Regions from separate parts of the Homo sapiens genome. Here regions 1 and 2 are each linked to region 3. The links are chromatin loops, found by intact Hi-C in ENCODE. Cell type or tissue: mammary epithelial cell. All regions are shown on one strand. Each heading gives the region's core, and the rest is flanking DNA. Links, peaks and the distances in the headings are about the cores only.

What was found. Peaks named below come from ENCODE experiments on the same cell type or tissue, not always from the same donor. Only the 100,000 strongest peaks of a DNase experiment are listed, where the experiment ranks them.
Region 1: it touches region 3 in a loop (19-fold over the local background); 2 of 110 quality-filtered maps call a loop at or near these places.
Region 2: a loop joins it to region 3, with 11 times the contacts of the local background. A loop is called at or near these places in 3 of 110 quality-filtered maps.

The regions. Positions count from the first base shown.
Region 1 is chr16:67,464,608-67,467,107 of GRCh38, reverse strand. The region is part of intron 1 of ATP6V0D1 (ATPase H+ transporting V0 subunit d1); the gene reads left to right. Among named protein-coding and RNA genes, the nearest start is that of ATP6V0D1, 15 kb to the left of the region's middle. RefSeq lists enhancers at 672-1,172, 1,173-1,673. In mammary epithelial cell, for the core only: a CTCF peak has its summit at 1,118 (motif pointing right); a DNase peak (open chromatin) is centred at 1,147.
Region 2 is chr16:67,282,001-67,289,721 of GRCh38, reverse strand. It overlaps PLEKHG4 (pleckstrin homology and RhoGEF domain containing G4), which reads right to left. Exons shown (of 22, transcript NM_001129729.3): 8 at 7,615-7,713; 9 at 7,373-7,521; 10 at 7,081-7,219; 11 at 6,864-6,980; 12 at 5,265-5,447; 13 at 4,507-5,009; 14 at 4,186-4,432; 15 at 3,359-3,448; 16 at 3,056-3,277; 17 at 2,803-2,973; 18 at 2,545-2,722; 19 at 1,708-1,824; 20 at 1,322-1,555; 21 at 1,118-1,233; 1 more. The coding sequence ends at 914. It overlaps KCTD19 (potassium channel tetramerization domain containing 19), which reads left to right. Exons shown (of 16, transcript NM_001100915.3): 16 at 40-290. The coding sequence ends at 153. Among named protein-coding and RNA genes, the nearest start is that of PLEKHG4, 6.3 kb to the right of the region's middle. RefSeq lists an enhancer at 4,603-5,343. In mammary epithelial cell, for the core only: a CTCF peak has its summit at 4,610 (motif pointing right); a DNase peak (open chromatin) is centred at 4,731.
Region 3 is chr16:67,197,440-67,199,939 of GRCh38, reverse strand. It overlaps E2F4 (E2F transcription factor 4), which reads right to left. Exons shown (of 10, transcript NM_001950.4): 8 at 2,294-2,341; 9 at 2,029-2,073; 10 at 1,022-1,932. The coding sequence ends at 1,817. ELMO3 (engulfment and cell motility 3) reads right to left here and starts at 809. Exons shown (of 20, transcript NM_024712.5): 1 at 536-809; 2 at 347-387; 3 at 184-256. The coding sequence starts at 613. RefSeq lists a silencer at 1,414-1,473. In mammary epithelial cell, for the core only: CTCF peaks have their summits at 289 (motif pointing right) and 1,499 (motif pointing right); DNase peaks (open chromatin) are centred at 809 and 1,479; H3K4me3 peaks cover 1,195 bases; H3K27ac peaks cover 1,129 bases.

The DNA of each region.
Region 1 (2,500 bases), core at 1-2,500, 270 kb before region 3:
GAGTTATTAAGCACTTGCTTTTATTAGACACATACTAGGCAGTAGAGACAAAAGGAGTTGAGACTTAGATAAAGGGAATTGGAGACTTGGGAGGGTCTGGCTGAGAGGGAGAGCAAGAGTGTAGAGGGCTGAGGATGCCCATGCTTCCCTCCACGTCCTCTTCAGCCTTGTCCCTCTGAAGGCTTTGTCTTCACTCATGCAAGACAGACCAGTTCCTTATGACCGACTCAGGTCTGTGTGGTCTCCGGTTTGGCTTTCCAGGCTTATATCCACCTATTGTTCTCTTTCTTTTCTTTTCTTTTCTTTTTTTTGAGACAGGGCCTCACTCTGTTGCCTGGGCTGGAGTGCAGTGGCTCCATCATGGCTCACTGTAGCCTTGACCACCTAGGCTGCAAACCATGCACCACGACGCCCAGCTGATTTTGTTTATTTTTGGTAGAGACAAGGTCTCATTATGTTGGCCAGTCTGGTCTCAAAACTTCTGGGCTCAAGTCATCTTTCAGCCTCGGCCTTCCAAAGTGCTGGGATTACAGGTGTGAGCCACCGTGCCCGGCCAACTTCTGTTCTTTTTTTTTTTTGAGACAGAGTTTTATTCTTGTTGCCCAGGCTGGAGTGCAATGGCACAATCTTGGCTCACCGCAACCTCCGCCTCCCGTGTTCAAGTGATTCTCCTGCCTCAGCCTCCTGAGTACTAGGATTACAGGCAAGCGCCACCATGCCTGGCTAATTTTGTGTGTGTGTGTGTGTGTGTGTGTGTGTGTGTGTGTGTGTGTGTGTGTGTATGTGTTTACTAGATACAGGGTTTCTCCATGTTGGTCAGGCTGGTCTCGAGCCCTCGACCGCAGGTGATCTGCCCATCTTGGCCTCCCAAAGTGCTGGGATTACAGGCGTGAGCCACCGCGCCTGGCCCAACTCCTGTTCTTTATGAGACATTCCTGCATAGCTCTGTGGGTACCTGTAGTCCCACTCCCTCAGAGGTTGATGACTGGGAGATGCTGACCAGGAGTCTGAGGCAGTGATTAAATTGGAGGGATGTGTTGAAGGGGAACTGGAGCTGGCGTACCCTCTTCCCACCAGAGGGGCCCCTCGCTGTGGACAATGCCATCCTCCCACCACAAGGGGGTGCGCCAGGATCACTCCACTTCTCAAGGAGCCTGGGGAGGGAGGTGTGGCTGGACCCCGTGAGTCATCCAGGCTCTCTCTCTGCTTTTCCGTGGGGCAGCTGCCACCAGCACTGTCCCTTGGGTCTCTGCTCTGGGCCCTACTTCCCTCACTTAAGTCTCAGTTGGCCTTCTCAGATGAGGTAGGGCTTGTCGCTTAGTGTCTCCTGTCTGTGTACCTCTACCCATCCTCACCTCCCTGTGCCCTATCTTCCTGGGTTGGGAAGGAGAAGGCCAGGGGACATTTCCTGATGCTCTTTGCCTTGGTGCCCAGTGCAGGCTGCTCCAGCCTTGCCCACCACACCGTCCTCATTTACCCTCACCTGGGTCATGCCAGCAGCTCAGAGTTGGAGCTGCAGGTACAGCACAGTGTGCTATGAACCCATGGGTCTTGGGAGCTCCAAGTAGGAGCTTGAGGCAGCCCAGGGATCAGGGCTACACTTCTCAGGCTCCTAGAACCATGCACCTCCCTAGGTAGTCACCACTCTTGTCTTGCCACCCTGGCCTCTCCAGGAGAGGGAAAATTTGTCTTCAGGACAGAGGATGAATTTTTCTCTCTCCTCAACCTCATTTGGCACTCCCTCTGAGGGGCATGTAGGATGTATGTGGCATGTATAGGTACATATATGCAGGGTGACTCCGGGAGATGGCCAAACCAGGCACCTGAACACCATGTAAGCACTGCAGGTCCACACGGTCAGGCTGGCGATGGGTTATCAGTTGATTGACAAGTCTCTCCTACCCTGTACCCCAGTTTGGAGGCCTCTCCATTGGGCTCCTTGGCGTCTGCCTCATCCAACACCTACTCCCTGGCTGATGTTTTAAAAAATCTATCCTGCACTAGAATGTTGGTCTTCCTCCTTTTCAGAGGCAGGAAAGTCAAGGCCCCGAAGGGTGCTTTAGTAGGCTAGGCTGCTGCTTTGTGGCCTGGGCACCTGCTCTGTGTGTCCAAACCTAGCAACTCCCCTGAAGGACCAAGGAGTAGGCACAAGGGGCAGTGCTGGGATTGCCCCTGTGTGAATGTGTGTGGTCCTGAGGACCGCTGGGCAGATTGGTGGCAGGGGAAAGGAATATGTGGAGGAGCAGCCCTGACTGGTGCTGGACACTGCTTTCCTGGCCAGCTCTTGCCTGGCCCTGGGCACTTGCCCAGACCTTGCCCCACTTTGGATGCTCAGGCAATGGTTTTCAGGCCTTGACCTCAACAGAGGCTTTCGTGCTTGGCTGGTGGATGGGGCTTTTCCCTCTGAGGAGTCATCTGAAACTCAGCTTTTACTGCCTGCCCTTGTCCCTGTGCTGGTGGCCACTCAGAGGCTCCACAGCCCCAGGGTCTCCCCTGCAGC
Region 2 (7,721 bases), core at 3,225-5,724, 87 kb before region 3:
GGCCAGGAAATCAGGGATAAGACTGGCCTTTCCTTCCAGCTTACACTGCCCTTCGCCAGGAAATATGGCCGATGCATGGACCTGCTCATCCAGAGGGGCCTGTCTAGGTCTGTCTCTTACTCCATCCTGGGAAAGTACCTACAAGAGGACTAGGGTGCCCAGAGATGCAGCCCCTCATGCCCCACCCGCCAAGTCTCATTTTAATTGGAGATAGCCCAGAATGCATGTGCCCATCAGAGGGTACATATCAGTCTATTTTTTATTATAAACAAATAAAAGATTAAATCACACATCAAAGACCTAGACTCCTTCTCTGAGACACCAAAGGCCTAACAACCAGTAAGATAATTTTAGACAATTCTATTGAAAGTTATTCAAAAGGCATCAAGTCAAAATAACGAAACTGCCCCAGTAAAAAGGGGCTGGGCCTGGGGGCCAGGAAAGGCAAGCATGAGGGCCCAGTAGAGGTGGACCTGTCCCTATGGTAACTGAGCTCGGCTTTAAGGCCAGGCATTGGGGATCAGCTGCTAGGAGCCCACCTGTGTTCTTCCTGAGGGGTGGGGGCACCCTAGTCACTGCCTAGAGGCACATGGTCCCCCACCAGCCTACAGCATGGAAACACCCAATGTCTGCTCTAGCCTATTCTTAACCCACAACTGGGATGGGAGCTGGGGACAGGAGAAGGGGTCATGGGGCCAGGAGCCTATTCAGGCTCTACAACCAGACTTCCCTAGAGAGGCCCCGTGCCAGTTAGTCCAATGGCCACACACATCAGAAAGGGTAGTCAACAGCGTTGCACATGTAGGTTGGAGGTAGCCCAGGTGTCAGCCACACCCTGGTCACAGCAGATCCAGAGAGGCAATGTTCCTTGGAGCTGCAGGCTGCTGGATCTACTGCTCGTCCAGTCCCGGGCTCAGACCTGCAGGGCCAGGCCAGGCATGAATGCCTGCTTCCCTGACTCTGGACCCAGGAGGTGTCTGGGGAATGGCTCTGGCCCACCCACCCCAAGCTCTACCCAAAGTAAAGGCCTAGCCTGGGCTGGGGAGGGGCTGGTCACAGTCACAGGCTCAGCTTGGGCTGGGGAAGGGCTGGTGGGTATAGGGCAAATGGCACTCACACAGGGTAAGTCCTCCAGGCCCCTACCCAGGGCCTGCCCTGACACACAGCTGCTGTCAGAGCCACTGGAGCCACTGGCTGATGGGCATTGGGACGAGATCTCTGAGTCCTCAGCAGCTAGGGAGGGAGACTGGGTGAACTGTCAGCACGGGAAGCCCCAGACCCCAAGCCATGCCCTCCTGCCTCTGGCTAGGCCCAGACATACTCAAAGAGGGCTGGCCGCCCAGCTCTGCCTCAGCCTCCAGTGCTGCTTCCTCTGGGAAGCTGGGATACAGGGGACAGCGGAGACCCAGAAGAGCTGGGTCTCTGTACAGGTGCAGGTTGAGGGACCCCAGAACAGAGCAAGAGGCAGGGTCTCCAGGAAGGGAGTTCGAGGCCCCCAGGTAGAGGCTGTCATGGTCAAACGGGGCTACGGCAATGGACGCCCGAGAGCGAACTTCTGCATAAGAGAGAGGGTCAGGTTGGGACAGGCCAGAGCCTAGCCTGGCCCCAGATCCCAAGGAAAGTGCGGGCCAGCACTAATGGAGGGCCACAGTGCTTCCCGCACAGCTTTCCTACTCCCACCCCCACACCCTGTAGCCTGCCTGCTACCTCGGCACTTCAGGACATAGTTGACGGTGCGGTCGTTGATGGCTTCCTCGCTGGGAGCAATGTCTCGGAAGGCCTTGTTCCCCACACCCATGGACACCATCTCAGCCATGCGCACCTCTGGGTGGAGAGTGGACATAAGTGGGATGCTTCTGGACATAAGCCTGTCCTTGGGCCTCTACCACCCCCCAGATAAGTCTTTCCTGTACACCTCCATCCAGCACATTAACTGTCCTGTGAGCTGAGCCTTTCTAGTGCCAGGTGCTCTCCTCCCAACAATCCTGTGGGGCAGGTGCCATATTCCCCTTTTAAAGATGAGGCCCCTGGCTGGGCGCAGTGGCTCACGCCTGTAATCCCAACACTTTGGGAGGCCGAGGTAGGAGGATTGTTTGAGCCCAGGAGTTCAAGACCAGTCTGGGCAATATAATGAGACCTCTATGAAAAAATTTTACAAATTAGGCATGGTGGCACATGCCTGTAGTCTCAGCTACTTGGGAGGCTTAGGTGGGAAGAATGCTTGAGCTCAGGAGGCAGAGGCTACAATGAGCAAAGATCATGCCACTGCACGCCATCCTGGGCGACAGAGCGAGACCCTGTCTCCAAAAATAAAGAGAGAGAGAGCCATGATGCCCCTTATATTCAGAGAAGTTCACGTTGTGTCCAAAGTCAGAGGCAGTGACAGCAAGGCTGCCTGGCTTTGAAATCCTTTCTCCTGCACTGGTGGCTGTCGCTGGGCCTTCTCCCCACTTCCCGAGCTTTTCCCAGGTCTCTGGGCTCCTGTGGGTCAATGTAAGCTCTCCAGTGAGGGGAGTGTGGCGTGAAGGAGGGGCATGGACCCACCCTTGTTGTGGACGGCCTGCCTCCAAAGCAGGTGGGAGATGTCAGCTGTCCAGGCCTGCTTGATAGCCAGGCTGGAGGCCTGCAGCACAAAGGTGTCCCTGGCCTTGCGGCGGCGGAACCAGATCTCGAAGCGCAGGTTGCTGTTCCCACAGCACTCAGTGAGACCAAGGTCTGCCATCTGTGGCCAGCGGGAGAGAGGGGCTTGGTAAGGCATGGGGCGGGAAAACAAGTGGTGGGGCCTGGGGTGGGCAGGCCTACCTTGAAGGAGCGCTTGTAGGCAAATGTGTCAACCCCTGTGGGCCCATGGCGAGGCTTGCTGAAGAGCAGCAGCTCCTCAAAAAGGAAGATGCGGCGCACGGACTTGTGGCGCCCAGTGCGCACCACAAACTCATCCTGTCGCACCAGCTGCCCCTGTTCCTTGAGGTTAACCTGCAGAGTTGGGGGCTGGTGGGTGGCCAGCCTCTTCTGCCTTCTTCTTCACACCCACTGCCCTTGCCCTGGGATGACTCACATCACAGCCCTGGATGGCGTCCATGGCCAGCAGGTCGTTTCCGTGCCGCAGCTGGAAGTGCACAAGGCTCTGGGCCTCCCGCAGCGCACTGAGCTCCTGCGTGGGGCCCCCGCAGGCCCGTGCCAGCTCCTGCAGCAGCAGTGCGTACTTGCCCATGCGCTGGATGGGCTTTAGCAGGTAGGAGGCCAGGTCCAGGTGGTCCCCCAGTGCTTGCTGCTTGTCCTGTGGGCGGATGGGAGGCCACTGAGTGGTTTGGGGGCACTCCCCGCATCCCCTACTCCTCCTAATCTCAGGTTCACTTACCTTGAAGAAGGTGTGCCCATAGCTTGACATCAGGGCATCGGAGCGAGGCTTATTCTTGCTGTAGAGCGCGTACATCCCAAACTGCACCCTCTACAAGGACATGTGGCTCAGCCCCAGTGCAAAGGGGCCAGCTCCCTAAGGCTGGCACAGGCTAGACCACCCTCAGCTTGAGAGGACCAAAATGCCAGTAGATGCCTCTTAGGGAGGCCTCCCCTACAGACCCAGTCTTCCCTGCTTTGAACAAGGGGTGATTTGGCAAGAACAGTACTGGGCAAAGGGGGTGTGCCCACAGGCCCCCAAGGAAGAAGCCCCTTGCCCTCAGACTGAGCTCCTGCCTTCAGCTCTGCTCCTCCCACGGCTCTAAGAGCTCACCTCACCTGGGACTGTCCTGCTCACTACACTCAGCCACCTCCTTGGCAGGCCCCCTTTCCTCCACACGACCTTGTACTTGCTCTTTCCTCTGGGTGGGACACTCACTCCAGCCCCTCCCCTATTCCTCAGCTTAAACATCAGCCTCTCAAAGACTTCCTCTTGTACCAGGTGTCCTGGCACCGCACTCAGGCCCTCTAAAGTGGAGCCCCTGCCCCGCCAGTAATTCACAAGCATCTATCCTGCTTATTTTCCTCCTAGCCCCAACTATAATCTACAAGTATCGTTCTTGCTTCTATGTCTCCTCTACTGGACTAAGAGCACCCTCAGGTGCAGGAGCCTGCCAGTCTTGCTCATAGCTATACTCATAGCACAGGGACTGGCACCAAGCATGTGCCCAGCAGCAACTTCGGGAGTGTGGCAGAACGAGCTGATACCACATGGCCTGTCGGGCTTACATGGCGCAGGAAGGCATAGGCCACTCGTGGTGGGTGCCGGGTGCAAGCCTCCAGCTCACGCAGGAAGAAGTGGCAGTGGAAGTCCCGCAGCTTCTCCAGGTTGCCAAAGAGGTGGGCACGCTGACCGCGGAGGCCCTGGGGCACATCGGGGCGATCCAGCTCGGGGAAATAGTTCTCCATAGTGTACTCTAGAGCCCGGACATACTCCCGCTCCGTGGCCACCATCTCTGCCAGCACCAGCTGTAGCCTACCAGGTATGGGGAGTCAGGACCCAAGACATCTCTCCTTTACTGCCCTCCCCGCCCTGCCTACTGCCCATACCTGTTGAGGCTCCTGGGGTCAGAGCTGCCTGGTGGAGGCACAGTAGGGGATGCCTGGGGCAGGGCACCTCCTCCAGCCTCTGGTCTGCGGCAGGCAGCAATAGTGGCCGCATGGTGGCAGTGGCAGGCAGGTTCACTGAGACTCTGCCCCAGATTCCGATCGAAGCTGTAGGCCTTCCTCAGGGGAGGGTGGGCAGGTGCAGCGGGGACCTGGCTGACACACAGGCTAGCTGTGCTGCCCACCGGTGGTAGCTTCAGTGAAGCCTCAAGCTTTTGGTCCAGGGCCAGCCAGGTGTCCTGGCACCGCGCCCAGGCCCAGCGGCACTCCTGGCGGATGGCCTCTGAGCCCAGCCCCGTGGCCAGAGCCCACATCTTTCGGAAGTGGGCAGGAGGCAAGTCAGGGTGCCTGGTCCAGTGCAGCTGCAGCTGCTGCAACACAACCCCCGGGCGTTCCTGCTCCAGCTCTGCCAACACTCGCTGCCCCTCCTCAGCCCACGTCAAGGCCTGCAACACCAGGGCCGGACAAGCATTAGAGGAAGATCCTGCCAAGCCTGCTGGGCACTCTGCTCCTCTACCCACTCCCCATCCCCACAGGATGCTGTCCAGGACACAGCCCCAGTGACTGGGTTTTAGGGTCAAACTGAAGACCAGGGAAGAGAACAGGCAGCATGACCAAGAAAAGCTCAGGCTCTGCTGAAGCTGGGGCTGCCATCCCTCCGGCCTCATGGATCACTTGGAGCTGGGGAGACTCTCACCCACCTCCCTGAAGAGCTGAAACAGCCTCTCAGCATCCGCCAGCCGCTGGCACCGCTGGGCCAAAGCCCTAGAGAATTCAGTCAGCTGGGCTCGCAGGGCCAGAAAGCGTGCCCCAGGGGGGTCCAGTTCAGCCGCCTCCCAGCCAGTCAGCGGCTGCAGAAACTTCTCCCCTTGCCTGACCTGCTCCTGCAGAGACAGAGACTAGGCTCAGCCAGCCCAGGCCTGGCGGTCTAGCCCCCAGACTCAGATACTTCCTGCTGACATATCGACATGTCCCCATCAAGTCTGTCCTGTGGTGGAACATCTACCCGTATCTCCTACTCCCCACCCACATCCACTCCCCTTCTCCACAGCCAAAGTTCCTAGAGGAATCATCTGTCCTCACCGTCTCGTCTCGCCCTCCGCACCAGCCCTCTCCAGCTCCACTCTGCCCCGTCCCCAGCGCTTCTCAGGCCTCACTGACTCCAACTCTCAGCGTCATTCAGCCCACTCTCTACTGGGCTCCCCCAGCTCCTCCCCACGCTCCTGATTCTCCTCACTCTTCTCTGGTGGCTCGTCCTGCTCCCCTTCCCTCACCTAGGCCATTAAACACTGGGGATCCTGAGGACAGTGCACTCGCTCTCCCAGGCACTCTTGTGTGACCAACTTCAAATGTCATCCAAACACCTGGACCCACCAAGTGATCCTCTCCAGCTAGACCTCTCCTCTGAGCTCCAGGCCCAAGACCCAAGGGCCCTCCTCTCATCCCTCACAGCCATCTCGAGCATGCCCAAGACCGGACTCTTGAATGCCCTTCCCCCAAGATGACCTCATCTCCTAGTCTCTCAGGGAACAGCACCCATTCATCCTTGCAACATCCTTGTCCCTTACCCTCCCACATGGGTACATAGCAAATCCCATCAACTTCTCCAACCCGTCTCCCCTGCCACTATCCTGGCCAGAGGAGGCACTATTTCCCACCTAGACTACTGCAATTGCCTCTTCACTGCACTCCCCATGCCCATCCTCCAAGTCACTGTCTACTCGGAAACGAAGGCAATCTTCCTAGAATATGGATCTGATTACATGGCCTTCCTGATTAAACTCCACACTGACTGCTACAGGGCCCAGTGATGTGGCCACTGACCAGGCTTGTCCCACCGCAACTCCCCCAACTCTTTCTTCCTCTCTGCTCTGCATTTCAACCTCACTGGCCTTATGATTCCTCAGGCACACCGTCCTCCATCCTGCCACAGGACCTTTGCACATGCTATCTTCCAAGCCTGGAATGTGCCCCCATCCTCAACCCTCTTCTGCCTGGTTGACCTCAACTTATCTTTCAACTCTCAGCTCAAAAATCACCCAAAAAAAGCTTGCCTGACACTCCTGCTGGGTAAAGTCTTGGTTATACCCTCAGGCAGAATCACCTGCACTGATTCTCTCCAGAGATCTTGCCTGGGTTTACAGGCACATATATGACTGTGATTAATTACAACTGATATCTTCTATGGGACTATAAGGTCTAAGAAAGCAAAGGATTGAATTGCTTTCACACAGTTCTGCATTCCTAGTTCCTGGCATTGCATCCCAATACCCGTGGCATGAACAAGTGACCACATATACCTGGGCAACCTGGTACAGCTCCTGAAAAGAGCCTTGGGCCTGGAGCAGCATGTCCAGCGAGGGCTCCCCAGCCTCCTCCAGTGCTGGCCAGCCCACCTGCTGCAGCCACACTTCAATCTGGAGGAGCACAAGCAGGGAAAAGTGAAGAGAGCTGCTATGGACTGGGGGCTCACGTCTGAGATCGGGGCAGGGCCCACTCTGGGCAAGTAGTTCCGACCTGGTGCAGTCCGCTTTCCCGGGCCTCCAGTGTTTGGACCAACTCTAGGGCCTGTATTCGCTGGTTGCTCTGCAGGGTCAGTTGGTGCAGCAATCCATCCACCCGGTCATATAGCTCGTCAGCCTTGTCCATTGCCGTCCTGGTGTAGGGTATACCATCTTAGACCCCCTGCCTTGCACCACTCCACCCTGTCCTGGCACCACAGTCCTACCAGGTTCTGAGCTAGCCAGATGAGTCCTGGCATAGAATATGGTGGGCTGGGGCAAGATCTGGGGGCCGGGCTTGCACTCACCTGTAGTCTGGGCTCAGGGTCACCTCTGGGACCTCTTGCTTCAGCCATGTCAGCTCCCGGCCCCCCTGGCATTGTAGCCATGCCAGCCATGGCGAGTCTAGCACCTGCTGCATCAGGACCTCTGTCTGCTGTAGCAGCTGACCGACCTCCTGTGATTGAGGGCAATAAGCTGTGGAGGTGGCCATGGGAGAGAAGGAGGGAGACAGGGAGCATTCATGGAGGGACTGGGAGGGGACACTCACCCCAGGCTCCATGGGCTGGGGCACAGCCTTCACACTTTCGATGGCCCCCTGGAGCAGGGCACAAGCTGCCTGGCAGTTCTGTAGTAGAGCTTCCAGCCGCTGTAAGC
Region 3 (2,500 bases), core at 1-2,500:
AGCAGAAAAGGCAGCGAGGTCAGGGAGGGCTCCGAGGACTGATCAACTGGGGTGTCGGTGAGGGCGGCTGGGGGTGAATAACAGATCGCGCTCCGGTAGTGGGATGAAGAGCCAGAGTTATCGGGGCCAGGTGGGTTAGAGGGGTCGGAAGGCCGAGCTTGGGGCTGGGGAGAGGGGACTCACATTCTCGGTGATGTATCTCCGGTGCCCATCCGCAAACTGCAGGGCGTAACGCTCAGAGTGCGTCAGGCTCCACCTGAGGGGCACGAGGCTCAGCGAGGCCGGCAGGGGGCGCCGCCCCTCCTGCCCTCCCGCCCTCCGCAGGCCCTGGCCCGGCAGCACTCACGCGTCGCACACCTCCTTCAGCACAGCGGCCAGGGGCTTCGCCTGCAAGTGGAGTGGTCATTCTCGCGGCCTGGGCAGGGAGGGATGGGGAGGAGCCTGGGGGGAGGGGTGGGGCGGGCTGCCCCGAGGGCCAGGGGGCTACCGGGAGGTGGGGCAGTGGGGCAGATGGAGGCGGGACCAGCCGGGTGACCTGGTCCAGCTGGATGAGCTGCGGGATGGCGTCACGCATCTTGATGGCAATCTTCACCACGTTCCGCGGAGGCGCCATGGTCCAGCTGGGACGTGGGCGCCTGCACTTTCCGGAGACCGTGCACCTGCGGCCAAGGGTGCACCTGGCCTGGGGCCCCTGGGGACGAGGAGGTCCTCCCTTTCCGAGACCTGACCTCGGTGTCCCGCACTCGCGGCCCAGACTGCTGCTCCTGGCCATGCAACGCGGCCTTCCCAAGGGAGCCGAGGTTAGTTCCGGGTTGGAGTCTGGGGGTAGGAAGGTAGGACGGCTCCGCCTGCCCCGCCCCGCCGAGGCGGCCCCGCCCCACACCAAGGTGCGGCAGGTGGGGGCGGGGAGGGCAGGCTGCCGGAGGCCGCCCCACCCCTAGTTCCAGCAAGGTGACCCACCCAATCACACTGCCAGTCCAGCACAGTCCCAAGGAGGGTCCCCAAAGAACCACATCAGAGCTAGCCTTAGGCATGGTTTTTATTCACTTGAACACTGTACAAATATTACAATTTCCTTTTGCTGCAAAAAGTATAAAAATAATCTTTATATAGGAATCCATTCGTTACTGTAAATCTTTCTAAATCTCTGCAAATGGCTCTAAATGAGGGTAAATGAAAAAGCCGAAATGAAGAGAGGGTTATGGGGCAGCAGGAGGTGGGGCCAATCATCAGGGCTGGACCACCCAGACTCCTCCCCAGAGACCTCTGTTCCTTCTTGGTAGCCGCCCCCACCACCTGCAGGTTCTAGGGCTAAAGGCCCAGCAGAAGTGGGCACGTGAGAGGGCCAGGAGGAGCTGGAGGGTCAGGGGGTGGGGGATAGCGAAGGAAGCTAGAAGTGGTGCTGGCATGTGCCCAGTTCCACCCCACCCTTCCCTCCTAGGGGAAGGAGCTGGCAGAAGCAAGACACTGAGGCTGGCAGGAACAAGACACTGCCCCCTATGGGGGGTAATGGCAGCTCCTCGGTTCTGTGCCACTGGGTGGCAGCCGAGCCTGGGCTGGCGAAGGCCGCAGAAAGGGAGAAGCAAACACTTTGGCTCCACGGTGATGGGGGCTGAGTCCTGTTCCCCTGCTCTGCGAGCACAGAAGTGCCAGCACAGGAGCGGGAGCTGTGGCCAGAACTGTGCGGTGAGGGGAGGCCGGAGAAGCCAGGCGTCTGTGGCTCTCAAGCTCTGTAGGGGTCGGGTGGGAGAGGTCCCCAGGCAACCCCCAGGTCAGACAGTCTGGGTCCCAGCCACACAGGGCATGTCCCTGTCAGTCAGAGGTTGAGAACAGGCACATCAAAGAGGTCACAGACACCTTCACTCTCGTCCAGGTTGTAGATATAATCGTGGTCTCCCGGGGGTGGAGAAAGACGAAGCAGAGGGGCAAACACTGCAGAGAGCACTAGTCTCAGGCCCTGGGCCAGGGCTCCCCTAGCAGCAGCCCAACCCCTGCCCACACCCACTCCCACCTTCCAGGGCCACCCACCTTCTGAGGACATCAACTCCTCCAGCAGCTCCGAGCTCATGCACTCTGGGAATGGAGGGAGCTCAGTTACTAACATTCCAGCTCCCACCTCTCCACCCACCAAAGCCCAGGAAAGGGAACCCCACCTGCCCATCAGGAACTTCACCCTTTGCCCCAGTTACCATAAGCGCCACAACAAGGTCCTCAAAAGGGCAAGAAAACAGCCATAGGACCCAATGAGCTGTGTCCCTTACCCCTAGCCTCAGGGAGGAATGCAGCAGCCTACCTCGTGTGGGATCAAAGATTTCTGACAGCTCTTTGGGGAGTTCCAAAACTGAAAAACAAGAAAGCCATGCTCAGGGCACAGAGGTCCAGCCTGGCCCCACTACAGCCCCCTGGCTTCCTCGGATCCTATACCACCCACCCTGAGGCTCCACACAGCTAAGGAGATGTAGGTCCTGCCTAGGCCAAGCTGGCACTGTCTGTTGGCCTC